6 separate regions of the Homo sapiens genome follow, and regions 1, 2, 3, 4 and 5 are each linked to region 6. Evidence: chromatin loops called from intact Hi-C (ENCODE). Cell type or tissue: HCT116. All regions are shown on one strand.

Region 1 (5,000 bases), 620 kb after region 6:
TCTGGGCCTCTTCCTGCCTCTGATTTTCATCAATGAGAATGGGAGAATATTAACTTCTCTCACAGGATACAGAGTATGTTAAGGAGTCGTAATTCATCAATGTTGTATTGGTTTTTCTCTTTCTTTCTTTCTTTCTTTTTTTTTTTATCCTTTGTTGGTGCTTTGCTGTCTGTGTGGAGGACACAGAGAGTCATAAACCACGATCTCCTCTCTTCCAGAGTTCCTTCTTGGCGTTAGAGTCATCGGCCGGCTGTGTTGTAGCCAATGTGCTGAGCTTTGCGGCTCCTGGAGCTAGCTCCCTTCCTCTCCGCTGCCTCCATGCGTGGAGGTCACTTGCTGGAACGCAGATGTGTGCAATGCCCAGAGATCCAAGTAAAATATCTCAACCGGTTCTTGTGGTTGTGGAAACACCTTTGGCTCCCAGATGGTTGACACTGACAAACAGAAGTCCCTGCTCCGTCTGACATCACGTGGCTCAGCTGCCTTCTCAAAAAGTGAGCTTCCTGTGTGGATAAGGCAGCCCCATAGCCAGCCTGGCAACAGACAGCTTCATGAGAAGGGAAAAGATGAAGACGGATTCCCGGGCGAGGCCGACAGTGAGGCCGACAGTGGATCCGCCATTCCTGCCTGAGCCTCTTCCACAGCTGTCCTTTTTAGAGGTCACCAGACCTTCCTCACACAGACCTCATGGTGCCCGCACCTGGACTCATTAGAAGGTTCTGTTGCCTTAGCTTAGTAAATTTTCATGGAGAGCTTTAAGTTTTTCTTTTTGCATGTTATCCTCATGGTTGTACTCTCCAGGGGGCTTGTTCCTTCGGTAATTATCTTTAATGACGGTATTTCCATATTGACGCGAGGTGGGTGGGGTGTTGAAGAGAGAGGGAGACTCGAGACGGTGCATTGACTCTGGATTACATTAGAGGGGTTAGATGGATGAGTGTTAGTTACATCCCAATCAGAACATTTGCACCACTAGGTTTCACCAAATGCCAATCATACTGGACTGAGCTCCTCTGCTCCTCTCCCTGAAACATTAACAAAAAGTCATTAACAAAAAGCCTTCCTGTTCTGAAGGCAAATATCTATCTATCTATCTCATCAGTCTTAGGGCTGGAAGAGATGCAGCTCTGGGCTGGCTCTGATGCGGACTTGTCACAAAGGCTTGGGTAAGTGACTTCATCTTGCTAGGGAGAAATGGTCCCTTGTCCCACGTTCAAATGGTCGCCACCTTCCAGCTATAGTAGGATCTAGGGTGGGGGCAGAGCTGAAGGCTAACCCTGGGCCAATGGGTCAACATGATGTCATGTGCATTAAGCAGGAGATTGTCCTTGGGGACCTGAGAAGACGCCTAGGGTCAAAGGAAGCTGATTTTTCTGGTTATTAGAATGGTCCCATTTCTCTGATTTCAGGGACTTCAGAAGACTTCTAGATTTGGTCTCCCCAAAGCCTGAAATGTCACTAGGGGTCACCCCCTTGACTAAGAGTTTGCTTGCTGAGGGCTCCTGTTAAAATGCTCAGCGTCACCAAGCAGGGCTGTTTGCATGCACAACGCCTGCTCATAGACGCACATTCACCTGCAAGCTTCCCTGGCTGTCTCTTAGCAGAGCCTGGACGGAATGGGATTAGGGAGGCCAATTCTGAAAGACTGAGCCTGAGGCCGGGGGACAGGACATTGGGAGGACATGTCCTTGTATGGCCTGCTAGGGAGGGTGTGGCAGACAGTGAGGACAATGGGCGGGCACGCCAGGGCAGCAGACGGTGGCCAGCTGCTCTTGGAACCGTCCCTCTCCAGCCCACCTCTTTGTACCATGCTTCAGTGCAGGACACTCTCACCTCGAATATTGCAGCAGCCCCTTCCCTGGTCTCCCGTAGCGCCTACCCCGCACTGAGGCGTCCCTGGGGAAGGGAGAGGCCAGGCGGCTGGAGTCTGCTTCCTATGGGGGCTGCCCCTGGTCTCCGGCCTTCTCCCTTCTCCTCTCCAGTCCTGCCCTCATAGGTAGCGAGAGGGGTCGAGGGCCTTTAAGAAGCTTCCCGAGATCTTCTGAATCCTCAGCAATCTCCTGCCCTGGCATTCAAGGCCTGCCTGTCTAGGATCCTGTCTCTGCAGCTCTGCCCACGTGACCGTATCCTTGGAAGAAAAAAAAAATGGGGATGCACAAAGTGACCAGCACAGGGTATTCGTGATGACCGGGGAACAGAGATTGAGAAAGCAAGAGCCTTCCTGGCAAATCTGGGTTCAGACGCGGCAGAGGTGGGTACTGTGCCTCCAACACGTTTTCACAGCTCAGTTCTCACGGAGTCCCCATCACTGGGCTGACTGAGCCCCTCATCCTGAAAGGCCAGGGGGCCTTCTTTAGCGAGGCCGTCTCGCTCTCCGGTGTCCCCCTCCGCCCTTGCTGGTTCATCCAGAGGGGCCAGGGCGCTTAGCCCTAAGTGAGGGGTTGACGGCGCCACCTGGTGGCACCGCGCCTCCATCGCGCTGAACGCTGCTGATTCCAAAGCTTCGGGGCTCAGGGTCTCTGATGGGAAGACCTCACTCTTTCAGCCTGTGTGTCCTGGCTTCCCAGGCCATGGCAGTGCTGGGGCACTTAAAGTACCTTTGGGCCTCCACACAGACTTCTAACTCAGGGTGGACAGAGGAGAGAGCATTCTGGAACCTGCTGGGCTGTCCCAACCCCATCCCCTGGGAGTTTCAGCACAGGATGCACTGGGACTGGCCAGGCCTTTGGAGGAAGGGCGTGCCCGGGGGTGAGACCACAGCCCCCACTCGCCACGGCACCCAGGGGTTCCCAGGGAGCCTGGGCAGCCTGTTGGCCAGAGCTTGGGATGGAGGCGTCCCTGGGGAAGGGAGAAGCCAGGCAGCTGGAGTCTTTGCTTCCAGGAGAACCACTGGCAGCCTTCCTGTGGGTGCTGTCCTGGGATCGGGACTGGGCCTGGGTAGCATGCGTCCTGCCAGAGAGGAGATGTGGGCAGAGTTTGGCCAGGCCACTCAGGCATCCCTTTCCTGTGGGCGGGTGGGCTTCCCTTCCTGAGCCCCAGACGTGCGAGATCATTGCCAGGACTTTCTGCCAGCAGCCATGGCAGTGATAGGACACTGAAAGCACCTTTGGGCCCCCACCAGGATGGTGGACAGGGGTCCTTGCCACCCCCTCCTCCCCCACGCTCCCCCCACAGCACTGTCTGTTCCCTGGACGCTGTGCTGAACCTCTGCTCCAGTGCTCGTCTTGGCTCCAGCCTCATAGAATCGCCTTCCCTTTCTTCCCAACCAGCTTCTTCAGCTCGTCTTGGCTCCAGCCTCATAGAATCGCATTCCCTTTCTTCCCAACCAGCTTCTTCAGCTTCTTCTTTCTTCTTCTTCTTCTTCCTCTTCCTCCTCGTCTTCCTCCTCTTCCTCTTCTTCTTCTTCCTTTTTCTGAGATGGAGTTTCACTCTTGTCGCCCAGGCTGGAGTGCAATGGTGCCATCTGGGCTCACCGCAACCTCTGCCTCCCGGGTTCAAGTGATTCTCCTGCCTCAGTCTCCTGAGTAGTTGGAATTACAAGTGCCCGCCACCACGCCCAGCTAGTTTTTGTATTTTTAGTAGAGACGGGGTTTCACCATGTTGGCCAGGCTGGTCTCGAACTCCTGACCTCAAGTGATCCGCCCACCTCTGTGTCCCAAAGTGCTGGGATTACAGGCATGAGCCACCGTGCCTGGCCTTCCATCTAGCTTTGATTCACCTCAACAAACGTTTTCCAATTCCCATGCCCTGGGCCTGGGCGACCTGAATCCGTTCCAGCCCTGTGAGCTTATGGTGATGCTGGAGAAGTCAGGCGGGTAAACAGATCCTATCAGTGAAACTGCCCTTCCCTGAGTCAGCCTAAGCCCCACTTCCTCTAGGAAACCGTCCCTGCCCCACTGTGCACAGTTGGTTTGTTTGAGAGCAGGGAGACGCCCAGCTCCAGTGGGGGCTCAACAATGCTGCCCTAGCCAGGGAGCAGACACCTCACTGCTGCCATGTGTGGAAAGTCAGGGGCAGGGGACTTCTCTGGGGTCTGGTCTGGGCCCCTATGTGTGGCCCCTCGCTAATTTCAGGCCCAAGTGGCTGGGGCAGGCACAGGGCCCTGAGAGTCTGGGGGCAGCTTCTCCGAGCTCTCAGGCTGTGAGGGCCTGAGCGGCCAGCCCTTCTCCAGGGCAGCACTGGGAAGGGTTCACAGGCTTGCCAGGTTAAGGCCCGCCACCTGCGATAATGGCCCGGATTTGGATTCTGCTACTACAAGCATAAACATGTGACAGGAGGAGGCCAACAGCGGCTAACAGAGCAGTGGCGCCCGGAGCATCTGCCGGGAACCAGCAGGACACACAGGAGGGGGACACCGGGGCTCCCGGGGGGAACTGGCCCGGCCGCCGGGGCAGGATAACAGGACTGAAACGGGTCTGCCGGTTCTCTCTGGCCAGCTGCAGGACTTCCCACCCTTTTCCCAGTCAGGGAGTGTGTGATACTGCGCCACTGCCACAGAGCACAGACTGGGGTGGCTGAGACTCCGCCATTTACTCCCTCACAGTTTGGGAGCCAGGAGGTCCAAAATCAAGACAGGGGCAGGGCCAGGCCCTCTGATATTCTGGGCAGAATCCTGCCTGCCTTTCCAGCCGCTGGCCTGGCCGGGAGCCCCCGGTGTCCTGGCCTGCAGCGGCAGTGCCTCGGCCTCTGCCTGTCCCCACGAGGCGTCTCCCTGTGTGTCACTGTCCTCATGTACCATTGTCTTCCTCTTATAAGGACAGTTGTATTGGATGACAGTCCGTCCTAATGGCCTCATCTGAACTTGATTACTCTGCAAAGATTCAGTTTCCAAATAGGTTCACCTTCACAAGTACTGGGGTCAGGACAAAAACATCTCTTTTTGGGGGGCACAATTCAACCCTGAACGGGGGAGAAACTGAGCTTTGGTGAGATGAGGGGCAGAGCCTGGCACTACGAGTTCCAAGCTTGACGTTTCTTTCCAGTCCTGAGTTTTAGCTTAA
Region 2 (5,000 bases), 290 kb after region 6:
GCTGGACCCAAAAGCTGAGCACTGTAAGAAGGCAGGCAGCTGTCTGCAGCTGGTGCTACAGCCCCGAGGCCCCAGAAATCTCTAGAACCACAGGGATGCCGAATGGTACTCTGCCAAGAGTTTTATAAAACTCACTTCCCCACCACATCATGTGAACATCTGCACAGCACAGGTTCCAAAGGAAATTGAAAAAGAAATAAATCGTGCATTAGCAAGCGTATCTGAGACCTCGTCTCTGACCTTGGAAGAGTGTGAGGAGATGCCTCAGACGCCGGCTCCTGCTGCCACCTCCTCCCACTCCCCGTCCTCAAAACAGAGCCCCAGACCCGGCCCAGAGTTGGGGTCCCCTGAGGATTCAGTCTTCCACATTCATTTCCTGGCCCTCAAGGCCTGAAGCTCCATCCTTCCGCTACCCCCTTGGGTTACAGGAGAGTCCCCAACAGGCGCTGTGCGTGAATAGTGATGGCAGAGCGGACATGCATTCTGTCAGATCCACAGCCACTCCAGAGACAGCCTTGGTGGAGACGGGAGAGGAGGAAGGGGAAGAAAGTGGGCAGAGGGGCCGGGTGTGGTGGCTCACGCCTGTAATCCCAGCACTTTGGGAGGCCAAGGCGGGCGGATCACAAGATCAAGGGATCGAGACCATCCTGGCCAACATGGTGAAACCCCGTCTCTACTACAAATACAAAAATTAGCTGGACACGGTGGTGCACACCTGTAGTCCCAGCTACTCGAGAGGCTGAGGCAGGAGAATTGCTTGAACCCAGGAGGCGGAGGTTGCAGTGAGCCAAGATCGTACCACTGTACCACCTGGCGACAGAGCAAGACTCCGTCTCAAAGAAAAAAAAAAATTGTGCAGAGGTAGCGAGCCCCACTGATGACTCCCACTCTGGGGGCCAGGGACTCCAGTCATGATCTCAACCAGGCCCCCCCAGTGCAACCTGCACGTTACCGTGTCAGACACAGCAGCTTCCCCTGCGGGTCACTCACTCGCTCATTCATTCAACAACACTGAGAGTGCCTGGCCAGGTGCTGGCTGAGCACACCGGAGGACACGGACCCCATCCCTGCCCTCAGGGCACTCAGCTGGAACAAGGCATCAGAAAAGTGTACGATTCTGTGCACTTTGGATAGTATGAAAAAGCGAAGTGGTAAACACTTGGGGCCATGAGGGCTCTGAGGAGGCCCCTAATCTGGCCTCACTGGGTCTGAGGAGGTTCCCAGGGAAAGTGACCTGTAAGTTGAGACCTGAAAGATCAGGAGCGGGTGGGTGGGGACAAAGTCCAGGCTAAGGGAACAGCCTGTGTGAAGGCAGGAGGCTAGAGGATGTGGTGTTTAAGAAGCTCAGGCTCAGGCCAGGCATGGTGGCTCACGCCTGTAATCCCGGCCCTTTGGGAGGCCAAGGCAGGCAGATCACGAGGTCAGGAGATCAAGACCATCCTGGCTAACACGGTGAAACTCTGTCTCTACTAAAAATACAAAAAATTAGCCAGGCGAGGTGGTGGGCGCCTGTAGTCCCAGCTACACGGGAGGCTGAGGCCGGAGAACGGCATGAACCCAGGAGGCAGAGCTTGTAGTGAGTCGAGATCGCGCCACTGCACTGCAGCCTGGGTGACAGAGCAAGACTCTGTCTCAAAACCAAACAAAACAAAACAAAAAAGAAGCTCAGACTCAGGAAGGTTCAAGGCAGAGGTGAGCGGGGAGCCCGCGGGCACCTGGGCTCAGGCAGGGCCGAGAGCTGCGGTGAGGGGAGGGGCTCATGCAACACAGCCACATCGTCTGAGGTGCTGCCCGAGACCATTCCAGATGCTATGTGTGCAATGGACTGGCGGAGGGTGAAGGTGGGGTGGGGGATCTGGCCATGGTGGGGGCCTGAGCCTGCAGGGATACGGCTATACTGAGCACTGGAATGGGAGGGGGATCGCAGGACCGTGCTGTCTGGGGCATGGGGTGAGGGACATGGGAGGGCGAAGCTCCCCCGCCTGGCCACACGTAGAACGGCAGAGGCTGGCAGTACCTGGATTTCCGACCTGGCAGGGGTGCGTGGGGGCCCTGTACACTGAGCTAGGAAACAGCAGATGACAGGCCCCGCAAGCCACCTCCACAGTGGCCCCTCTTCCCCCACCGTGCGAGTTGCCATCATTTCTCACCTGAAAGCTGCAACTGCCTCCCGCTTCCACTGGCGCACCCCGAGTAACACCTGACACGCAGAAGCAGGGGATTCCCTTTCAAGACGTAAGGCTGGTCAGACCTTCCCGAGCTTCTCATCCCCTTAGAAATGAAATCCAGACTCTTTACCTGGGTCTGCAGACCTGCATGTACACACCCACTCCACTGACCCAGCCCCATCTCCCACCCCTCACTCTGCTCTGACCACTCACAGACGCGCCTGCCACAGGGCCTTTGCGCTTGCCCACCCTCCGCCTGAAACATGCTTTCCTCCCCTAACCACGTGGTCGATCCCCACATCCTCTGGCTCCCTCTGGCTCCCCACATGAAAGAGCAAGGGGCATAGCCCGCCCCTTCCTCCCTGCTTTCCTTGTCTTCAGAGCTTGTCACCGTCTGACTTACCGCACACTGGGTGGGTGATTGGTCTCCATCTCCCTCACTGGCGTGCTGTCTCCCCGAGGGCCTGGACTCCATCTGCTTTGCACTTCACGGTCTCCCAGCACCTGCAGCAGTGCATACAGGAGGGCTCAGTGACTGCATGCTGGAGCAACCGCCTCCCAGCCCCAGCCCCAGCCCCAGGCCATGGCCACCTCCTGGGGCTCTGTTTCCCGTGCTTGGAACAGTACCCCACCCTCACCTGCTCTTTCCTTCCCAAGAACAGGTCGAGGTCTCTTGCCCTCCTTCCTGCCTCCCCGCTTCCCAGAGCTAATCATACCCTCCTCCGTGTGATCTTGGAATCCTTAAGCACATGCATTCTTGACTCCAAGACCAGACACCAGGCCTCCTCCATTCCAGCACAACCACAGTTAATAGCCACTGTCCACCACCATGTGCCCAGACCTCTGCTGGCAGTGACCAAGGATGCAGAAGCAGAAGATGCACACCCACGAGGGCTGGCAGTCTCCCTGGAGAGGGCACACTAACATGGGGACAACATCCTAGCACAGCATGAGATGCGTGTCAGTGAGCGTAGCTAGGTGGCACCAACTCCCTAAGGCTCAGAGTGAGACATGGGGGTGGGGGGAGGGGATGGAGGGAAGATGGGATGGGAGGTGCCAGTTTTGCCACCCACAGACTTAACCTGAGTCCCAGAGCACATAACTGGTCAACAGCAGAGCTGGGCCTGGCTGGGTCCATCGGGCTCCAAGCCAGCGGTTTCTGAACTCAGAATGGCCCCCATTGGCCGACCTCTTTGGACAGAAGCAACTAACTCCCACCTCTCCACGAAATCCCAAGCTCCTAAGCAACTTCCAGAGGCTACAGCACAATAGTGAGCAGACACACAACTCACAACGTGGGCCCCGCACATGACAGCGACGTGGGCGAGATGCAGCCCCAGCCGCCAGTTCACAGGAGCGAGGGCTGCCAGCCTCCACATGCCCGGGGCACCTCCTCCTAACCCTGGTCCAGAGCTCAGGGTCCCTCTCCCTAAAGCCCACCTGAGACCCAGAATAGCCTTCTGCCTGGGTAGCTGCTTCCCCTGGTGGCTGCGAGTGCTCATCAACACTTATTATAAGAACATTATAGGAAAATTTAAACAGAAAAATAGAATAGAAAGAAAAACTGCTCTTACTCCCAACCTGCCCCCTAAGGCACCTTTTCATTTCTCCACGTGGGACACCTTCCTCTCTATCCATATGTACACATTTTTATGACAACGTAAGCACAGTATACCCATAACTTTACGTTCTGCTATTTTATCATTTTCCTGTAAACAGCTTTCCCTGTGTTTAAATGTGATCTGTGTATTTCTCATCTAGAGTGACTGGTTAGCACTCCATTAATAACCGGCTCTCTGAGCAGGCACCCTGCTGGCTCAGCCACCACCAATGCCATCCACTACTTTCCCATCAGGTCCACTACGGAGCTCTCAGGAACATGGTCAGGCCTTACTCAGAGCTCATCAAGCATTTTCTGTAAAGATAGAAAATACAGACCACAGCAGCTATTCCAGTCTCTTATCCATGGTGAAGGCAGCCACAGACCATACGTAAACAAACAAGTGTGGCTGCGCCCCAACGAAGCTATTTATGGGCCCTGAAATTTGAATTTCATAGAATCTTCATGCAACACGAAATGTTCTTTTGATTTTTTTTTCTTTTCTTTTTTAGAGACAGAGTCTTGCTCTGTCGCCCAGGCTGGAGTGCAGTGGTGCAATCTCGGCTCACTGCAACCTCCGCCTCCCGGATTCACGCCACTTTCCTGCCTCAGCCTCCCAAGTAGCTGGGACTACAGGTGCCCGCCACCACGCCCAGCTAATTTCTGTATTTTTAGTAGAGAGGGGCTTTCTCTGTGTTAGCCAGGATGGTCTCGATCTCCTGACCTCTTGATCCACCCGCCTCAGCCTCCCAAAGTGCTGGGATTACAGGCATGAGACACCACGCCCAGCCATTCTTTTGATTTTTAAAACATATTCCTAGCTCCTGGTATGTATAAAACCAGGCGGTGAACCAGATCCCACCCACGGGCTATTTCCTGACCCCTGCTCCGTTAACATTGGAGGATCCAGGGGTGGAGGAAGGAAAGTCCTAGAAAGGAGTGGAGGAGGAGGGTGGGAACTGAGGAAGCAAAGGAAGGCCCAACAGACCACTCTCTGTGTTCCAGAAAGTTCTAGGACTTGCTTCCAATTCCCAAGGGGCCTGGGACAGTCCAGCTCTCTGAAACGCCCCAAACAGAGCAAAACCGAAGGCTGGGACCATAGAGATGGCTCAGCACCTCATTTCCTGATGGAGGGGAAGGGTCACCAAGAGAGATGAGAAAGAACAGACCCCAAATCCACTAACTGTCCCCTCATCCGCCCCCAGCAATGTGGTGATTCCAGCCTTTGACAC
Region 3 (5,000 bases), 360 kb after region 6:
GCAGTCACAGTGAGTGCCTGGCGGGACAGCACCTCCACAGAAGGACGTCAAGGTGATGGGTAACTTAATGGACTTGCAGCAAAACAAAGTCACTGTCCTGAAGACGGTGACTATCTGCCTGCGTTCAAGTCTGTAGCAAAGAACACAAATTTAAATGGCAATGAGTGATATTTCAATTGATCCAGGGGACAAGAAGAAAGGATGGTGCGGACCCCCAAAAAGCTCATAACCGTGTTGGGAAGGGGTGCGTAAATGCACGTTTGCAAGTTCCCGTGGAAGCATGTTGTAAAGGCATGCTCCAGTGCGTCTGCACACGTGGAGGCGTGGGAATCCCACCCGAGGCAGAAGTCTTCCAGTGGATCTGGTGTCTGAGTTGGTTCTAAAGGATCACTAATGTGTTCCAGCGGTTGACAAAGGGTGGAGCTTTCCATAAAGAGGAAACAATGTGTAGAAAACTCCAGAGGTCCAGAAGCGATTTTTTTTTTTTTTTGAGATGGAGTCTCACTCTATCTTGCCCAGGCTGGAGTGCAGTGGCGCATTCTCGGCTCACTGCAGCCTCCGCCTCCCGGGTTCCAGCAATTCTCCTGTCTCAGCCTCCTGAGTAGCTGGGACTACAGGCATGTGCCACCATGCCCAGGTAATTTTTGTATTTTTAGTAGAGACGGGGTTTCGCCATGTTGGCCAGGCTGGTCTCAAACTTCTGACCTCAAGTGATCCATCCGCCTCAGCCTCCCAAAGTGCTGGGATTATAGGCATGAGCGACCGCACCTGGCCCAGAAGTGCTTTTGAACAGCCTGGAGTTTATGTGCCATTCAGCCAGGTGATGTCGGAGAGCAGAAACCAATGAGACGGGTTTGGGTCACATTTTCACAGGATTCCAAGCTAAGAGGTTGAACTGTCCTGTAGGCAGTGGGGAGCTAGGCGAAGTTTTCTGTGTTTCATTATTTTTAAATGTTTATTTTAAAAATTAGAAGAGGTAATACACAGGCACATGAGGGGACATTGAAAACATGCATTGCAAAGAAAATTTCCCTTCCTCCCAACTCTTTCCCCAGCTCCCCTCTCCAGAGACAAGCAGCTTCTCAGTTTCTTGTGTGTCTTCCCAGCCTGTGTAATAGAAGGATCCACAGTGGCGGGGGAGGTTGTACTGGGGGAGACTGCATGGGGGCAGGAGCCCAGGTAAGGGAGGAATCCAGGTGAGAGGTGGAGGAGGAGGTGAGGTGAGCCACTGAGTTTGACAAGCAAGGGAAAGTGAGTTTCTAGAAAGACTCCAAGATTCCCTGCTTGTGTAGTTGAGAAGATTCAGAATGCTATTAACAGGATGGGCCTAGTTTTGTACAAGTTGAGTTTTGAGTCCTAGGTGGATAATTTCCGTGGGCTGTCCGAAATTCCTGTCAACTGCGAAAAGTGGTTGGAGCTGGAGCTGTCATTTCGTGGACATCAGCATTTGGATAGTGGCTGATGCCATACCAGAGTACAGTTGCTGAGGGAGAGCGTGTGGATGGGTGGGGAAGGATGCCAAGCCTGGAACATGAACATCAAAAACTGAAGGAAGAATTGTCCTCTCTGGAGTTCTATAAAAAGAGTAGGATTAAAAGATGTTAGAAGCCCAGTGCCTCGACCCGGGGGAGGAGCGGGCAGCCTCAGAGGCTCTCTCCCTTCATGGTCCCTGGCTGCTGGCTGCTGTAGGTGATTAGAAGCCTGGTTGCATCACGGTCAGGGGTACAGCCTCACATTTCCTGCCCTGCTGAGAGGCTGTGGTGGCTGCTGCTGAGTACTGGGCACGGCAGGGTGTAGAAATGCCGTGGAAAGGAGGATGTCGGCTCATGCACTCTTCGAGAGATGCTGACCAAGAGCTCTTAACCTTGGAGCTTTGAGTCCCATAGGGCTGGGGCAGACCCTAACTAGACTCTGGGAAGGAGGGTCAGAGCAGTGGTTTGTGCACAACACAGGCCCTTCTGCCCCTAAATGCCGTGAGCCCATTACCCAGCAGGGAAAGCAGCCCCCTGCCCAAGGCCACCCATTCCGATTCCCACCAAGCTCTGTTTCTTGATAGTATATGGCCAGACAGCTGTCATTTCTTTCTATTGCTGAAATCCGAGATGACTTGAGCTTAAGGGACCTCACAGATGGTTCAGTCCCACCTTCTTATTTACATCGGAGGACTTTGGGGCCCAGCAAGGAGTGGGAGGGTGCCTGTTTGCAGGTCAGGCCAACCGCAATCCACACCCTGTTAGCACGGACAAGTCTCTCAGACCCTGAGTCCAGTGACAGCCTCTCTGGGTCTCCCTTGCCTTTTTCCCTGTGGCTTTGGAAACACCTCCTTCAAGGCAAGGCCTTCCCAGTGGAGACGGGCCCTGGACTGGCAGCCCACAGCCGGGGGGGGGGGGGGGGCGGTTCCCAGAGCCCCTTGTCACGTCCTTGTCATGTTAGCCATGCAAGACAGGTCTCATCGCAGAGCCCACCTGCACCGCTGCCCCCCAGAGCCCATCTGCACCACTCCCACACAGCCAGCCTGCACCGCCCCCCCATGCAGAGCCCACCTGCACTGCTCCCACACATCTGCTCTGCTCCCACACATCTGCTCTGCTCCCACACATCTGCACTGCTCCCACACATCTGCTCTGCTCCCACACATCTGCACTGCTCCCCCGCGCAGACCCCACCTGCGCCATCCCCCCCTACGCAGAGCCCACCCGCACCACTCTCCGACTCACAGCCTGCCTGCACCGCTCCCCCACCGCTCCTCCACCTGCACTGCTCAGCTTCTGCTGCCTGCAAAGCCCTACAGTGGAGCTTCCCCAGGGCACTGGGATCTTGGCCTCTGTGTGGGGAGAACAGTGCCCTCTGGTGGTGAGCAACAGAACGAGACTAGCAAAATTGTGAAAGCTGGGTCAGGTCCAGGAGAGCCGTTGTAGGAGTTTCTCTACTGTACATGTTCAAGTTTCCTTAAGAAAACCGAAAAGCCAAACAAACCAAACCTGGGCTTCAAAGAAGGATAATTCTGAAAGAGGAAGGGGGAAGTGTATCCATACTATGGAATAAAAGGAATGGAATTGTTCTGCCAATTACACATATAACTGGTGTATGTACATACATACATATTAAGCTGCTAAAAATTAAGAGTTAATGGAAGAACTCTTTCAGGAGAAGAAATCCACTGTATATTTTATTTTGGGTAAATATGCAGTGGATTTTCTAAAAAGTAACCTTTGGGCCGGGCACGGGCACGGTGGCTCACGCCTATAATCCCAGCACTTTGGGAGGCCGAGGCAGGCGGATCACCTGAGGTCAGGAGTTCGAGACCAACCTGGCCAACATGGTGAAACCCCAGCTCTACTAAAAATACAAAAATTAGCCAGGTGTGGTGGCGGATGCCTGTAATCCCAGCTACTCAGGAGGCTGAGGCAGGGGAATCACTTGAACCCAGGAGCAGAGGTTGCAGTGAGCTGAGATCCCACCATTGCACTCCAGCCTGGGCGACAAGAGCGAAACTCTGTCTCAAAAAAAAAAAAAGTAACCTTTGAAACTTTAATTTTCACGAAAACTTTAGTTTTAAGAGTCAAAAACTTTAAGAGATGATCTTATTCGCTTCATTCTCATATGTTTTCTGCTTCTTGTTTAGCTGTGGTTTGGTCTTTCCAAAGCCCCCCTAGAATCTCAAGGGATGACACACACCCCTCGCACGCACACAAACATACACATACAAACAGGGCGCACACACACACTGGTCCTGAACTCAGCTCAGTTCCCAGGGCCCCAGCCCAGGTGCTGCCGGTTCCCCACGTCCGTCCAGGTGTCTCAGTGATCTGCAGGTGGAGGCAGCCCCCTGGAGGAGCCCCTGTCTGCAGGAGGCTGGAGCCACCATCTGGGGCTGCTGTGTCTTTGCTTTTCATACCAGCTCCTCCTGGCTGCTTCAGCAAGCTTGTGTGTTCTGGGAGTCTCATGCTTTTTCCATCTGAGAAAGTAAGTTCAAGGCTTAAACAAATTGGCCAGATAAAGGGCCACGCAATAAAATCTCAGGCACAGAGAAAAACACAGGTGAAAACAACAGAAACAGCAAGGCTGAGCCATTGGGGAAATTGCTTCCTCCTGCGTCCGCTCTGGGGGGCCGTTCACGCACTGGATGGCATTCCATCCTTAAGGCTGCCCTGAAGCTGCAGTGTCTTCATGTTAGTGAGCAGTGCAAAGTCAGGTCCCTACGCCAGGCATTCCAAGCCCCCTGCCGCAAGGGTCCCGCTGCCCTTTCAGAAGGGCAGCAGCAGGCAGCTCAGTGTCCACCCTGACAGGCCCTGGGCTTGGCTGGATGTCCTGCCTTAGCTTTAAGAGGTTCTCAGAGCCGGGCACGGTGGCTCACGCCTGTAATCCCCGCACTTTGGGAGGCCGAGGCCGGTGGACGGCCTGAGGTCAAAAGTTCGAGACTAGCGTGGCCAACATAGTGAAACCCCGTATCTACTAAAAATACAAAAAATTAGTTGGGCGTGGTGGCGGGCACCTGTAATCCCAGCTACTCGGGAGGCTGAGGCAGGAGAATCGCTTGAACCTGGGAGGCAGAGGTTGCAGTGAGCCGAATCACGCCACTGCACTCCAGCCTGGATGACAGAGCGAGACTCCGTCTCAAAACAAAACAAACAAACAAACAAAAAGGGTTCTCAGGCTGGGCGTGGTGGCTCACCATGCCTGTAATCCCAGCACTTTTTAGGAGGCCGAGGTGGGGGGATCGCTTGAGCTCAGGAGTACAAGACCAGCCTGGGCAACATAGGGAGACTTCGTCTCTACAAAAAGTACAAGAATTAGCCTTGTGTGGTGGCATGTGCCTGTAGTTTCAGTTACTCAGGAGGCTGAGATGGGACCGTTGCTTGAGCCCAGGAGTTGAGGCTGCAGCGAGCTATGATCAGGCCACCGCACTCCAGCCTGGGCAACAGAACAAGACCCTGTCTCGAATAAATAAATAAATATGCCAGGCGCAGTGGCTCACACCTGTAATCCCAGCACTTTGG
Region 4 (5,000 bases), 160 kb after region 6:
TGCCATTATGATAAGCATAACTAATATAAACAGATTGGGGAAACTTCACTGACTGACAAGCGGACAGACCCAGGCAGCAGTAGCAGCCCAAGTACGTGGGCACATGGGGAGAAGGCTGCAGCCGGGGTGGAAGCTCAGGAAGGCTTGTCGGGGGCTGCAGGTCGCTGGCTAGATCTGATGGGGCCTGATGTACCCTTTGGTGGCCCCAGAGTCACTGCACCGGCACCAACTGTGTATTTCTTCTGTGAGCCTCAGAGCTGTATAAAGTACGTGTGTTTAGGCCAAGAAGAATTTAATTCACACCAGGTGCAGTGGCTCATGCCTATAATCACAGCACTTAGGGAGGCCGAGGTGGGTGGATCACCTGAGGTCAGGAGTTGGAGACCAGCCTGCCCAACATGGTGAAACCTCATCTGTACTAAAAACACAAAAATTAGCCGGGCGTGGTGGCGTGCTCCTGTAGTCTCAGCTACTCAGGAGGCTGAGGCAGAAGAATGGCTTGATCCCGGGAGGTGGAGGTTGCAGTAAGCCGAGATCGTGCCACTGCACTCCAGCCTGGGCAACAGAGTGAGATTCCATCTCAAAAAAAAAAAAAAGAATTTAATTCACTTCAGCAAGTGTTTCCTGAACACCTGCAGAGCCAGGCACCAAAGGCGTTCAGACAAATTCTTCTCCAGGCCAGTCCCAGTGCAGGGAGGGAAACAAGGGAAAGAACCTTTCAGCCTGGCGCTCACTGGGCTGGAGGAGGCCCGGAGGCACGGGAGCGCAGGGGAGAGTCTCAGTCCCCTTGGGTGCGTAACAAAGTCCCACAGACTGGTGACTGAAACCACGGACATTTACCTTCTCATAGTCGTGGAGGCTGAAAGTCCAGGATTGAGGTGTCGGCAGGGCTGGTGTATTCTGAGGTCGTCCTTTGGCTAGGAGGTGGCTGTACTGTGGCTGTGTCCTCACGTGGTCTTTCTGCTGTGTGTATCTGTGCCCTAATCTCTTCTTAAAGGACATGAGTCCTGTTGGACTGGGGCCCATCCAAATGACCTCATTTTACTTCCATGACCTTTTAAAAGGTTCTATCTCCAAGTATAGTCACATTTTGAGGTACTGGGGGCTTCAAGACGGGGGCACAATTCCACCTGTAGCAGGGAGGAACAGGCATCCACTTACCCGGGAGATCCTAGTGGGCTTCCGGGAGCAACCACGCAGAACCCTGTAGGATAAATGGAGTTTTTCTGACCAGGCAGGGGTAGGGTGGGGAGACGAGCTCTGTGGGAGCTGCAGTGGGGCAGGAGGGACCACCACCATTCAGCATATGGAGGGTGGGGCAGGCAGGGGAGCCCTCCTTGTTCCAGAAGCAGACCTTGGGTCCCCTCCACGCGGCCCACCTTCTCCCTCCCAGAGCCTCCCTCAGGTCCCACCTCTGCAAAGAGAGCCAACGCCATGCACCAAGCCACGGGACACTTGTCACTGGTGACTCAAAAGGGAGGGCTTGTGTGTCATTTGGCCTTGAGCATGGAAAGTTAGATCAGCTGGAAAGAGTAAAAGGAAGTTGGGAATTGTTTTTAAACCAGCCGCAAGTGCAGGAGTGATAAAGGGATGGGGAGGCCACTAGGCCTTTTGGAAAATATTAATCGCCCAGAGTCTGAAGGAAAAAGCGAAAAGCAAGGCCTGGCGAGCCCCTCCACTGTCTGAGCGCACAACTGAGGGGAGAGGTGCGTGTGTGTGTTTGCGTGTGTGCATGTGAGTGTGGGTATCTGTGTGCATGTGAGTGCGTGCACATGTGTGTACATGTGTGTGTCTGTGTGCATGTGTGCATGTGTGCATGGGTCTGGGTGCGCATGTGTGTGTATGTGCACGCGTGTACGTGTGTACGTGTGTGGGCATGTGTGCACATGTGTGTGCTCACGCATGTGTGCATGTGTCCGTGTGTGCATGTGTGTGCACATGTGTACATGTGTGCTCACACGTGTGTGCTTGTGTGTGCGTTGTCTGTGTGTGTTGTGGGGGGCTGCCTTCCTGGAGCCCATCAGCCCAGCACAGCTCTGGCCCGTTTGACAATGTCCCCTGAACCACTGAAAAGGACCATTTTTTTTTTTTGGAGATAGGGTCTTACTGTCACCCGGGCTGTAGTGCAGTGGTGTGATCTTGACTCACTGCAACCTCCACTTCCCAGGCCCAAGCGATCCTCCCACCTCAGCCTCCCTGGTATCTGGGACCACAGGTCTGCACCACCATGCCTGGCTAGTTTTTTATATTTTTGGTGGAGACAGGGTTTCGCCATGTTGCCCAGGCTGGTCTTGAACTCCTGAGCTCAAGCAATCCTCCTGCTTCGGCCTCCCAAAGTACTGAGATTACAGGCATGAGCCACTGCACCTGGCCTGAAAAGGACCTTTGACATCAGGGTCATCACAGCCTCATGCCAGCTTTGCTGCAAGTGCTGGACTCCGATTTGTGGGAAGATGAAGGCAGGTTACCCTGGGACTCTCTCCTGCCTCACCTGGACTTCCAGACGCACGGGGAGTGTGTGCCTTCGCAGCTTGGCATAGTGAACCTGTGAACAGCCAGCCTCTGAGAACAATGACCTCATCTTTATGAAATTTTAGTTGTGGAATGTTTCATAATTTGCACAACACTTGTGTGTGATCTGTAAACGAACACTGTGTACCTGCTGGGGTGCAAGAAACCTCCTTCCTGGCAGGGAGCATGATCAGATCGCTTTGGGCCCACTGGCTGCAGGACATGGTCCTCCACGGCGCAGGGCTGGCACTGAGGGCTCTGCGGGAACTTCCCAACCTCTAAGCCCAGGAAGCACCTCCCTTCTGCCCTCGCCCACGGGGTCTCTGGAGCAAGCCTGCCCCCTGGGGCAGGAGCTGAGAAACTGGCTGGAGGCCTTTCGCTCTGCCCATTTCCTGAGGTTAAGGAGGAGTCCTTCCAGTGTAAATGGAGGTAGGGCCCATGTGTGCACGTTTGCACACACGCAGACACCCACCCAGCCTGAAATGTTGGGTTTGCAAGATCCAGATTGGGGTGTCTTGGGCAGGACTGGCCATATAAGTCTCCTGTGCTGGTCTGAGGAAGGGGGTTGGCACACACAGGGCCCCTGAAGCCCTGGCTGATACCCTCCGCCTGTCTGCCAGGCGAAGCCAGGCTGCTCTCATGGGCTCAGTCCCTGGGCACCTTCCTGATGGAGATGCCCTTAGCAGCCTGGGTGAGGCCCCAGGGGAAAGGCTTCAGATCCTGGAGCAGAGTCCAACCCCCTCATGTCACAGCTTAGCACACTGAGGCCTGGAAAGAAAGGACACGCCCAAAGTCACCTGGCTGGTCAGCTGCAGAGCCAGGCATCAGGTGGCAAGCCCTGCACTCCTTCCGCCGAGTCTCCAGGCTTGCCCTGGTGCCCCTGTCCCTGCGTTTCCAGACCTGGGCACTCAGGACACTGTGAGTCCAGAGGGGTGGCCTGGCAAGGGTGAACCCAGCCAAAGCCGGAGCCACAGGAGGGAAGACCCTTCTCCCAGCTGGGACTCACAGCCCTGGCCTGGCTCTGCCTGGCTGGAAACAGTTACAAGGCTGGGACCAGCCAAGAACACCCCGGGCCTCCTCTCTGTCCTCACTGCCTCCCACCTTTCAAAGTCAGAAAGCCTTTCCCACCTGGCTTATGCCAGGGCTTGGGGTAAAGGCACAGCTGGCAAGCAGCCTGGAGGGGAGAATGAAGCAGCGGAGGTGGGGAGGGAGGAGAGGAGGAGAGAGCACTCCCTGCCTGCCGCTTACGCAGAGATTCCGTCATCATTAGGCTTCTTTTGGTGACACACTCCTGATACCCAGGGACTCGGAAGATCCCATGGAGGGGATGAAGAGTTATTATTTGCACAGAGCATGCAGCTCAGAAGCATAGCTCCCCTCTCTCCCGACACTCTGCCTCATCTTTGATCCTCTCGGTGGCTCTGAAGTGGGTCCTATTATCATTCTCCCTGGGCAGAGGAGAAGACGGAGGTTCAGAGAGACTCAGTGATTTGCCCACAGCCACTGGGCCCTGGTGGGGCAGAGGCTGCCTCCAACCCTCAGATCCGATCTGAGTTCAGAGTCGTTGAGGGCATCCTCATGTGGCTTCACAGCTCTCAGGCCGCGGTGGGGCTGGCTCGGACAGGAAGCACTACATTGCATTCCCAAATGTTTTGGTCTCAGGACCCCTTTCAGTTTTCAAAAGTATTGAGGACCCCAAACATGTTTTACACATAAGGGCTATATCTACAGATTTTCTGTGTTTAAAACTAAAACTGCCAGGTGCAGTGGCTCATGCCTATAATCCCAGCACTTTGGGAGGCTGAGGCAGGTGGATCATCTGAGGTCAGTGGTTCGAGACCAGCCTGACCAGATAGGGTGAAATCCTATCTCTACTAATAATACAAAAATTACCCAGGCATGGTGGCGGGCACCTGTAATCTCAGCTACCCGGGAGGCTGAGGCAGGAGAATCACTTGAACCCGGGAGGTGGAGGCTGCAGTGAGCTGAGATTGAGCCATTGCATTCCAGCCTGGGTGACAAGAGCAAAACACCGCCTCCAAAAAAAACAAACAAAAGACAAAAAGAACACCTAAAACTGAAAAACTCTAGAAATATTTTAACTCGCTTAAAAATAATAATGTCTGTTACATGTTAACATAATAATTTTTGATTAAAAAACGAATATTTTGCAAAGCAGAAAAGATGTTTAGAGAGAAGCGTGGCATGATTTTACATTTGTGCAAGTTTCTTGAATGTCTGGCTTCATAGAGGATTTACATACCCACTTCTGCATTTAATCGATTGCAGTAGTGCACAGATCTGGCAAACTCCACTGCACATGTGTGAGACAATGAGAATAAAAAAGCAAATAATATTTTAGTATTGTTATGGAAATAGTTTTGACCTACAGACTTCCCGAAAGGGTTTCAGGGATTCCCAGGGGTGCCCCTGAGCCACACTTTGAGAATCACTGCACTGCAGTCTCTGAGTGTGGTCTGCGTCATTCA
Region 5 (5,000 bases), 660 kb after region 6:
GGCACAGGGTAGAAACCTCACCTCCTTCTCTGAAGCCATGAACTCATTCCTCACTTTGGAGATGGGAGGCTGCAAAGAAACACGATTTGAAAGCAAATTGCAAATCCATCTTGTTAATGTCTTCAGCATATTGTAGCCATTATACAGACAGGCAAACAAAAACCACGCAAGCTGAATAAAACCGTCTGTGGCCAAATGCGGCTCGCGAGTCCCTAGCACGCAGACTCTGGGCTTCATGAGCTTCTCCGGCTTCTCCTCCTGACTCCAGGGCTCTGCCAGCTGGAGCCAATGCCTCTTCCTGCCTCAGCTTCCCCGGCTCTCTAGCATCCTGCTCAGGCCACACACGCCTCCTCACCAGCCTGCCTTTGAGAGCAACTGTGGCCTGGAGGGAGGCGTGGCCTTGGGGCCACAGGTTTAAGTTCTGCACCAGCTGCAGCTTACTAGAACGGGGCTTTGGGCTCCAGCAGGTACCCATAGGGGTGGCTTCCTGGCCCAGCAATTCCCTCTCCTAGCCATCACAGGCAGAGGCAGGCTGGGTCTGGATTTCCCTTTCCAGTGAGTTTGGGATCCAGGTTCATGGAGCCTGGGACTTGCATGGAGCCTCCACCAGGCAGGTGCCCTGAGAGAAGGGCAGGAACTTCTTGCTTCACTGATCCACCCAGAGCCTCCGTGTTTCCTGCTTCCTGTGAGTGGTCGCTCAGCACTTTGATCCTGTGAGCTGGGACAGTATCTTTTCATACATTTTCTGGGTTTTTTGTGGGTTTTTTTTTTTTGCTAAAGCTGATGTCTGTTTCTCGCTACTCTAACAACACTTAACACATATAATAATAGTCGGATACATACTTGTATCAATTTCCTATTGCTGCTGTCACAGTTACCACAAATTTCATGGTTTTAAGCCACTAATTTGTTATTTTGCAAGACACATTTACTATCTTATAGTTCTGGAGGTCAGAAGTCCGCAGCAGGTCTCCCCGGGCAACAACTGGGGCACCAGCAGGCCATCTTCCTTCCGGAGACTCTGCGGGGAGGCTGGTTCCTTGCCTTTTCCCACTTCTGAGGTTGCCCCGGTCCTTGGCTCATGGCCCTCCCTCCATCTTCAAAGCCGTTTCTTATAGCCATCGTCAACCCCCACCACCCCACCCCATGCCACTCCCTGAATCCAGGCAGATTCTGTAGTTGCTCTGGCCAGTGAGAGGCAGCCAAGAGAAGGCGGGTGGTGGCCGGGCCGGGCCTCGGGAGGCCAGCAGCTTCCACTACCTCCTCTCGTGCTCTCTGGGAGCCCTGATCCACTCCAGGAGGAGGCCAGTCGTCTTGCACTGTCAGGGACATCATTTTCAAACAAACAATAGATGTGTATCAGGGCTCGTGCCCAGACTTTTTTACTATGTGTGCTATAGTGTGGCCCCTCTGGGGGAGACTGGAAGGGAAAGGAGGTTGGTAGTGAGGGGATTGGCAGAGGGTGAGCTAATGAACTCTGTCCTCCTCATAAAAATGAGCCTGCTATGGCTTCTGAGCAGCAGGGAGCTAATGGCTGTGGCTGGGCAGAAGGTCGCTTAGGAGGGTGGGCTGCGTGGACAGGAAGGGAGTGAGGCCGACAGCAGCAGGGAAGCCAGGCAGGGGCTTCAGCGGGTGCTGTCTGGGATTTGGAGACATCTGTAGGGAGGAGGCTGGGAACAGCAGTGCTTGTTCCCGAGGGTCTGTGATTCTGATATTCTGTGATGCTAAACACCGTGTCTCCATAGTGCTCTGATCTGGTGATTTGCAGAACCTCTCGCCCAGCAATTCTCAAATCCTCTGATTCATGCAGTGCTGACCCAGCCCATTTGGTTCCTGCCAACCCCTGGCCGGCCCACGACTTCCCCAAGAAGCTGAGGAAAGGCTCCATTTTTATTTATTTTCTTTTTCTATTCAGTCAGGCAGGTGTTAGGGGGAGCCCTACCTTCCACCCAGGATGCCCAGATCGGGAGGATCCAGGTCAGGAAGGTCTGGAGGTAGGTTGGAGTAACTGGGAGTGTTTGCCCGTGTGGGTGACCGTGTGTGTCCATGTGTGACTGTGTGTGTCCATGTGTGCTTGCATGGGCCCATGTGTGCCCCGAGTGTGCCCAAGTGGGCCTGTGTATGCCCATGTTGTGCCCACATGAGCTCGTGTGCCCCGAATGTGCCCATGTGTGCCTTTGTATGCCTGTGTGTGTGCCCACGTGAGCCTGTGTGTGCCTGCATGTGCCCATGTGTGCCCATGTGTGCCCATGTGTGCCCGCATGTGCCTGTGCACCCATGGGCTGAGTGAACTGCCGACTCCTGCCGAGGTGGAGAGGAGAGCTCCACCTTGAGGAGAGGAGCTGGCAGTGCTGCCTGGCCTGGGACTGTCAGCCACTTCTTCAGCCTCATGCCCTGGAATGGCTTGCCTGAGACTGTGGTCTCACATTAGGACCCTCTAGAGACTGAGCACGTGGAGTGGAAACTTGGAGTGCCTTTCCTTAAGCCACAAGCCATATGCCATAGTTACCCACTGAGTGTCATCATCTCCACAGTTGACAAAAGGCATGAGGGACATGGGAGACAAGCAGGGTGGCCTTGGATTAGTAAGACAGGGAGCGGTGGGTGAGGGAGAGGTAATGCCAGGGAGCAGGGCCACTAAGGACAGAGCTGAGGGCACGGACAGGGCCAAAGGCAAGGCCAAGGACAGGGCCAAGGGCAGAGCCAAGGACAAGGACAAGGACATAGTCAAGGGCAGGGCCAAGACAGGGACAGAGCCAAGGGCAGGGACAGGACCAAAGGCAAAGCCAAGGACAGGGCCAAGGGCAGAGTCAAGGACAAGACCAAGGGCAGGGTGCATTTAAAAGGGGAGGAAACATTCAGCAGAAGCTGGGGCCTTTTGAAGGTAAATTGTAAAGGGACTCAGGTAGACCTGGCTTAATTCTGCCCCATACCTGACTCTGGGTTACCTCTGCCAGTCCTCACCCTCTGTAGGGCTCCATGTCCCCACTTAGAAGTGAGAAGCCTGAATCAGGGGACTTCTGAAGGCCCTGCTGACTCTCCTGATCCCTGGTCCCCCGAGGTGGGGTCTCCTCCTCCGCCACCCTCTCAGCACCAGCTCCCGGGGGGACGCCCTGCCATGCCAGGGCATTGTGAGGTCCAGACAGGAAACAGGCAGAGCCTTCGCCCTGTGCCTGGGATACTTGCTGCCAGCTGCTGGGGCTCTTTCCAGGCCTTGGGTGACCCTCTCTGCCCTGCCAGCCTCCTTGCAAGGGGAGGCTACTTCTGAGATGGTCCTAGGAGAGGAGGAGGTAGCGTGGGAGGGGTGCCATGCCCACCTCCACTCAGAGCCCTCTTCTGGCTGCTCCTTGGCCCACCTTGGGGGGTTGGCGAGCTCTTCTGAGAAGGAGATACTGTGGGTGACAACCATGGCCGTTGTTGGTTATGAGAGGTGGGGGTATGATGCAGCATCCATCCATCTGTCTATCCATCCATCCATCCATCCATCCATCCATCCATCCACCCACCCACCCATCCATCCACCCATCCATCCATCCACCCACCCACCCATCCATCCACCCATTCATCCATCCATCCATGCATTCAGCATTTATTAAGTACCTATGGTGTCTATAGAGAGCATAGCACCCTCCGTGGATGAGTCTACACCCTTATCCTGCCTGTTATTCTTCTTTGAGTCGTCGTTCATCTGTCCACTGTGTCCCCCATTAGAATATTCACTTATACAGGCTTTGTCTTTTTTGATAAATGCCTAAAGTCAGGCCTGGCGCTTTTTTTATGACTAACACGTAAGTGTACATTTTTAAGCCTGGCATTTAATAGATGCTCAAATGTATTTCTTCCATGTACAAATTTAACCCTCCTCCCCTCAGTACTCCTGGGAATTAAACTCAATTATAGATAAGGAACCAGGCTCGGAGAGGCAAAGTGCTTGCTCACGTTTCACAGCCACAGTGTGGTGGCAGGAGAAGCCAGGTTTCCAGATCTGGGCCTCACCCTTTCCACCACTCCACACTTCATGGCCAGGGCAGGGGGGGCAGAGTCACCTCTGGCTGGCTGTGAGGTGGGCTTCCTGGAGCAGGGGCCGTGGACAGGTGGTTGAAGGGTGCTGCTCCCCAGCTGGGAAGGAGTGGGGAGGACAGCCAGGCTGAGGGGACATCTCTAGCCAAGGCTGGGGGGCAGGATGGTGTATCTGGCCTCCAGGAGGGAGGAGGGAGGCAGTGCAAGATCCAACCAAGCCCTGCCAGCCTTCCCCGGAGCCACGAGCAGTCCTCAGTCCCTGCCGTTATGCACTGAGTCTGACTTGTCCCTGTGAAAGTAACCAACAGCAAGACCTGTCCCCAAACACCTTGGGCTTAAAATGCTTTATCCCAGGCTGCTGTGCCCAGGAGCACCTCTACTGTGCAACGGGGAGCCCCTCCAACCCCCTGCAGGCCCAGAGGAAGGGCTGGTTCAGCCAGGCCTGGGGGTCGGCAGGTCTGGGCTCCCCGCTTGCTCTATCCCAACCTGCTGTGTAGGCTGAACTTTCCCCTTCTCTCCCTGGAGCTCAGAGTCCCCATGGATCATCAGCATGGCTTCTGCAGCCCTTCGTTGCCGTGGAACTCTAGTGGCCTCACCCAAAGCTGACACCCCTGTGGCATTTCATGGCATCCGAGGCGTTTTTCACATTTGACACTGGCCCTCTGACCATCCCAATGGCTCCATGAAAGGGGCTGGCTGAGGTTAGAGATCTCCCTACCTCAGGTGAGGAAACGGAGGTTTGAGGGAGACAAAGTCATTGCCCCACGTGTCTGGGTTGGTCCATGGCAGGTCCTTGTCTGGAACTCTCACTTGTCCCATGGCAGTGAGGACTCATCCCACAGTGGAGAGCAGGCAGAATGGCGACACGTTCCGTTTCCTGAGACCCCGACCAGGACCCACCTCTGAGGTCCTGTTGTGCCCCCTCCCCGAGGGACTCATCCTGGCCAAGGAAGAGAAAGGAAAAAGGACACCCCCAAAAT
Region 6 (5,000 bases):
GGCTGGAATGCAGTGGCACCATCTCAGCTCACTGTAACCTCTGTCTCCCGGGTTCAAACGATTCTTCTGCCTCAGCCCCCTGAGTAGCTAGGACTACAGGTGCATGCCACCACACCGGGCTAATTTTTGTATTTGTAGTAGAGACGGTTTCACCATGTTGGCCAGGCTGGCCTTGAACTCCTGGTCTCAAGTGATCCACCCGTCTCTGCCTCCCAAAGTGCAGGGATTATAAGCATGAGCCACCACGCCCAGCCAACAGTAAACTTTTTGAACATGAAGACATTTGTCAACCAAAGGAAACACACAGTAAAACTATGAGAATCTATTTCTCACCTATCAGATTGGCAAAGACAAGAGTTCCCCAGCTCGCGGGGTGAGCAGGTGTGCTCAAGCACTGGGCGGAAAAGTAAATTAGAGCAACAGTCTCTTTGGAGGGAACTTGATAATATCAATAATCCACATTATCTTTGACCCAGCAGTTCTAAGAATTTCTCTGATGATACTCTTCTAAAATTATTCATTGTGGCATCATTTGTAAACAATCTCTTGTACACAAGCAGGTACTGATGAAATTGTCAATGGAACGGGATATACAGTGGTTAAGGAATGAAGCAGATTCATCAGTACTGATAAGGAACAAGCTCCAAGCTAGATTCAGTGAGGATAGCAAAGCAAGGGGCACGTGTAGTATGCTACTGTGTGTGTAAAAAGCAAAATCAAACCCCAACAAACTGTGTGTGTACATACATACTTGCATATGCATGGCATATTTCTGGAAGAGCTTGTAAGAAACGGGTAACAGAGGTTGCCTCTAGGCAGAAGAACCAGAGGCCTGGGCCGAGAGTGGGGACTGGCTCCACACTGCGCTTTTGATATTGGAATGTATTACTGACTTTACGAGGATTGTAAAATAGGTTTCCCGCGTGAAGACATAAACTCAGAGATGAACTCAAGTCACGCAGATAGTGAGGCAGCATTCAAGCCAGGTCAGAGGACCCCAGCATTCATTCGGTGTTTCCCTACCCTGGGAACATGCTGTTAAGCAGCTGGAGGGTGGCTTGGGCAGTGGACTGGCTCAGGGGGACATGGTAGAGTTGCTCACGACCTGGTCCTCACCTTTGCAGGGTCCAGGAGGGCTGGCTCATGCCAACCCAGCTCATGAGGCCGACGAAGGCAGCAGACCCATCAGAAGCCAAAGATGGGAACATTCCTGGCACATCAGCAGGTGGTCAACCCCTCCCTCCCCGACAGTGTCAGGGCCAGGCACTGCCCCTCACAGATAGCCTGCAGCAACCAAGGGCAGGCCAGAAGCCGGTGGGCAGAGCAAGCCACGTGTGCCCCCTGCGGCCCTCTTGAGCCCTGGCTGATGCCCACTTTGCACTTTCTCGTGGGTAGGGCCTGCCCCTTCCCGGGCCTCACTCGGCTTGTCTTGTGAAGTCATGTGCTCGTCACACCCCAGCAGTGACCTCTGCTACTGGGACCACACATCTCTTCGCAGGTTCCCTCCTTACTAGATTTTCCTAAGTGACTCGAAGTGGCTGGCTAGCCCCTTCCGCTTAGGGGGTTTTCTGGCTGTCACCCTGTACCCTCTTTGACATGGGCCCTCCCCCATGCTGGATCTGGGGGTTTGCTTTGCACCATCTCTGGGCCCGGCTGGAAAACTGCCCCTGAAGGCAAGAGTCGACCCATTTCAAATCGGGCTCTGTCCCCACCAGGGATTCCCGAGAAGCCTCAGTGCCTGGGGGTGAGGGGGGCAAGTGGGGGGCTCTGCCTTCTCCGCCTCACCCAATCTCACCCATCGGGTTTCAAGGTAGGACGTCATGTGAAGCAAAGGCTTTGCAGAGTTCTCCCAGTTCTTGTTTTTTACAGATGGGATGAAGCCCAGAGAGGCCAAGTGACTCGTCCAAGGCGAGTCTGTAAGTTAGAAGGAGGGCCTGGGTGTCCTCAGGGCCCTGCCTCGCCAGCCAGCTTCTGCTCCTGGGCTCTTGCTGAACAATGACCATGACTAGAATGCGGCATCCTTCTCTCACCAAGGGCAACGTGTTCCCGGCCCCTGCTCTCTGCCAATCCTATTCCCTGCCAGGGTGGCAGAGGCAGCCCCGAGCACCCATGGCTCCGGAATACCACAGACGGTGGCACCTGGCCCTGCATTCCTGCTGTGGCTTCAGCTTCGGCTGGAGCTGGACAGACGAAGCTGGACCCAGGCCCCACACCTCACTAGGCACTAGCCAGACCCAGGCCCTATGCCTCACTAGGCACAGGGGTCCCCACGGCCGCCTCCTTCTGAGTGGGGGTTGAGCTGGTGCCCCCCACCCACGGCAGGGCAGCTACAAGGGAGGATTGGTGAAGGCCCGAATGCAGGGCACAGAGTGGAAGCGCCTCCGGAATTCTTGCTGCTGTTGGGAGTTCGGAGAATTTTATCCACATGCAGCACTGACTCCAGGCTGGAGAGGGCTGTGACCAGGCGTGCTCTGCCACTGGCCAGGGGTTACCTAGGTGGAGCTCAGTCAGGTGACTTGTGGAGCTCAGGCCCGTGAGCTTGTGAGCTGGGGAGCGGGGGTCTCCAGGCTGGGCCAGCTCGGGGGTGGCTCCGCAGGGGAGGAGACCTGGTGCCCTGCTGGGCGAGGGTCAGTCTGGGCCTGGGTGGTTCCGCCAGGAGGGTCATGCACCTGGCCCTGGGGGTGCCTGTCAGAAGGCCTGGCCCTTCCAGCTTCTCACCCGCCCCAGGGCTGTGCAGGCCCCACTCCCTGGCTTCTCAAGGAGGGTTGCCAGACTTAGCACAAAGATAAGATACTGCACGGGACATATGTCAGCTGCAAAATTGCTTCTCGTTGATCTGAAATTCAAGTGTAACTGGGTGCCCTGTATTGTATCTGGCATTCCTATCTGGCAATAAGGCCTCTGGTCCTGGGTACCGGGAGCCTGGCCTCAGCTTTTGTGTGCCGTTTGGCCCACCACAAGTCAGGGGCTCCTCTGGGCCTCAGCATCCTCCTCTGTCATCAAATGCCGCCCAGGACAGAAAGCTTTTCTCGAAAGCAGGCCCAGCTGGAACCCGCACACCCAAGCCCTGGATGGCCCTCCTAGCTATGGACACCAGGGGGCAGCAGCACCCCGCGGTGGCAGCGCGGTCGGGGCCAGGAAAAGGCAGTCAAATCACTCGACCACTGGGCAAACACTGATAGCTCCACTATCGCAGGGGGCCCTTGACAGCCACAGGGCTGTGAGACTGGAGCGTGGCCTCGATCCAGAGCTCCCGACTCAGCCACTCCAGGGTCCCGGGGGCTTTGAGGAAGGGGCACCAGGCAGCCCAGTCCCCGACCAGACCACTCCCCTGACCCCCAAAACACTTCCTGAGGCCCCCCAGGTGAAGCCCCCAGCCCAGCCCCTGCACCCCTGCCCCATGTTGTAGAACCAGCCCTGTGTACAGCTGGTGGGGCCCTGCAGCCTTGGTCCTGCCTGTCCCCCTGCCCGTCCCCGAAGTGGCCCCAATCCCCTCTGAGGTGTTCCCAATCCTCCCCTGTGCCCACCAGCGACTGGTGACCCCACCCGGCCTCCCCTGACCACCCCCCATGATAGGCTGAGTGGGCGGAGGGCAGATCTCCCCCCGCCACCCCTCCTGTGGGGCTGGTGCCTGGCACCTGTCCCTGAGCCAGAGGCAGAGCCCACCTGAGGCTGCCTGTGCCGCCCTCCCCATCCCCCACACACTACCACACATGCAAACACACCACACACATCCACAGCGCACACTAAGACCACATGCCCCAGCCTCACACACACCCCACAAGACACCCGCACACATGGCTCCCATGCTCTGCCATCCCTGCCAGGGTGCCTGACCCTAACCCTGGGGCCCCCACCTTCGGAGGTCCCCAGGAACCTGGAGGTCAGGTCCTGCCCCTGAGGACCCTTGCCATTCCCCTCAAGGCCCTGCAGCCCCTCCCTCTGCCCCTGGTTCCCTGACCACATGGTTTACAGATGAAGACACAGCGCTTGTCCAGTGCCAGGCGGCTCATTCGAGGTGGAGCTGGGACTTGGCCTGGGTCTCAGTGTGTGTCCAGGGCATAAGCTCATGCGGTTCCAGCTGCGTGAAGACAGAGCAGAGCCACCTGCTGACCCTCCCTTCATTCATTCATCCCCACTCATTCCTGAGCAGCCTCGCAGGGCTTCAGGGTGGAGACGACCAGAGTAATTTGATGAGGTCACCGAAGGCGACCTCTGGAGGAGGGGACATGGAGGCCTAGGACAGGCCTGGTGCAGGGAAGCTCAGTGTGGAGGGAGGCCACTGTGGGCCCAGGTGGGCCAGGAAGGGGAGCAGGGTGCCCAGAGCCCAGGCCCAGCCTCTCAGGCCACGGAGACAGGCACCCCACCTGGCCCTCCTGGAATGAGCTGTCAGGGCTGCCACTCAACAGCCTCATGTGGCACTCCAGAAGCCACCCACCTGTGGACTCGGGTCCACCACAGCACACGCAATGCCACACACACACACACACACACACACACAGTACAGTACACACCACCACACACATTCACAGCACACGCAATGCCACTCACACACAGCACACACCACCACACACATCCACAGCATACACAGTTACACCATGCCCCACACACCATGACACACACAGACACACATGCATCCACAACACACACATGTACACATAGTTACACCATGCCCCACACACCACCACACACGCAAACATACCACACACATCCACAGCACACACACAGTCACACCATCCCTCACACACCACTACACACGCAAATACACCACACACATCCACATCACACAAAGTCACACCATGCCCCACACACCACCACACACGCAAACATACCACACACATACACATCGCACACACGGTCACACCATGCCCACACACCACCACACATGCAAACACACCACACACCTCGACATCACACACAAAGTCACACCATCCCCACACCATTCCCACACACCCAAACACACCACACACATCCACAGCACACACTAAGACCACATGCCC

The links. Hi-C counts contacts between places; a loop is a spot of excess contacts. Peaks named below come from ENCODE experiments on the same cell type or tissue, not always from the same donor. Only the 100,000 strongest peaks of a DNase experiment are listed, where the experiment ranks them.
Region 1: a loop joins it to region 6, with 5 times the contacts of the local background. A loop is called at or near these places in 31 of 110 quality-filtered maps.
Region 2: it touches region 6 in a loop (5-fold over the local background); 27 of 110 quality-filtered maps call a loop at or near these places.
Region 3: a loop joins it to region 6, with 14 times the contacts of the local background. A loop is called at or near these places in 85 of 110 quality-filtered maps.
Region 4: a loop joins it to region 6, with 12 times the contacts of the local background. A loop is called at or near these places in 21 of 110 quality-filtered maps.
Region 5: it touches region 6 in a loop (6-fold over the local background); 2 of 110 quality-filtered maps call a loop at or near these places.

What each region holds. Positions count from the first base shown.
Region 1 is chr2:9,811,471-9,816,470 of GRCh38, reverse strand. LOC105373421 (a long non-coding RNA gene) reads left to right here and starts at 1,754. Exons shown (of 3, transcript XR_007086206.1): 1 at 1,754-2,251. In HCT116, a CTCF peak has its summit at 2,453 (motif pointing left); a DNase peak (open chromatin) is centred at 2,430; H3K4me3 peaks cover 692 bases.
Region 2 is chr2:10,139,526-10,144,525 of GRCh38, reverse strand. It overlaps a transcript of RRM2 not described here. Among named protein-coding and RNA genes, the nearest start is that of RRM2, 19 kb to the right of the region's middle. RefSeq lists an enhancer at 1,196-1,857 and a silencer at 1,882-1,931. In HCT116, a CTCF peak has its summit at 1,973; no DNase peak of the experiment used is centred here.
Region 3 is chr2:10,070,604-10,075,603 of GRCh38, reverse strand. All of the region lies in intron 1 of CYS1 (cystin 1), which reads left to right. Among named protein-coding and RNA genes, the nearest start is that of CYS1, 7.3 kb to the left of the region's middle. RefSeq lists an enhancer at 3,813-4,314. In HCT116, a CTCF peak has its summit at 2,855 (motif pointing left); a DNase peak (open chromatin) is centred at 2,823.
Region 4 is chr2:10,268,559-10,273,558 of GRCh38, reverse strand. LOC124907731 (a long non-coding RNA gene) reads right to left here and starts at 1,158. Exons shown (of 2, transcript XR_007086209.1): 1 at 841-1,158; 2 at 1-257. RefSeq lists an enhancer at 1,384-1,884. In HCT116, a CTCF peak has its summit at 2,838; a DNase peak (open chromatin) is centred at 2,838.
Region 5 is chr2:9,775,435-9,780,434 of GRCh38, reverse strand. LOC100996549 (a long non-coding RNA gene) reads left to right here and starts at 443. Exons shown (of 3, transcript XR_241267.4): 1 at 443-1,994. RefSeq lists silencers at 486-535, 566-705, 2,278-2,407. In HCT116, a CTCF peak has its summit at 2,333 (motif pointing left); a DNase peak (open chromatin) is centred at 2,334.
Region 6 is chr2:10,433,217-10,438,216 of GRCh38, reverse strand. No RefSeq gene overlaps it. Among named protein-coding and RNA genes, the nearest start is that of SNORA80B, 11 kb to the left of the region's middle. RefSeq lists enhancers at 2,974-3,023, 3,668-4,632, 4,633-5,000. In HCT116, a CTCF peak has its summit at 3,093 (motif pointing right); a DNase peak (open chromatin) is centred at 3,116; H3K4me3 peaks cover 288 bases; H3K27ac peaks cover 795 bases.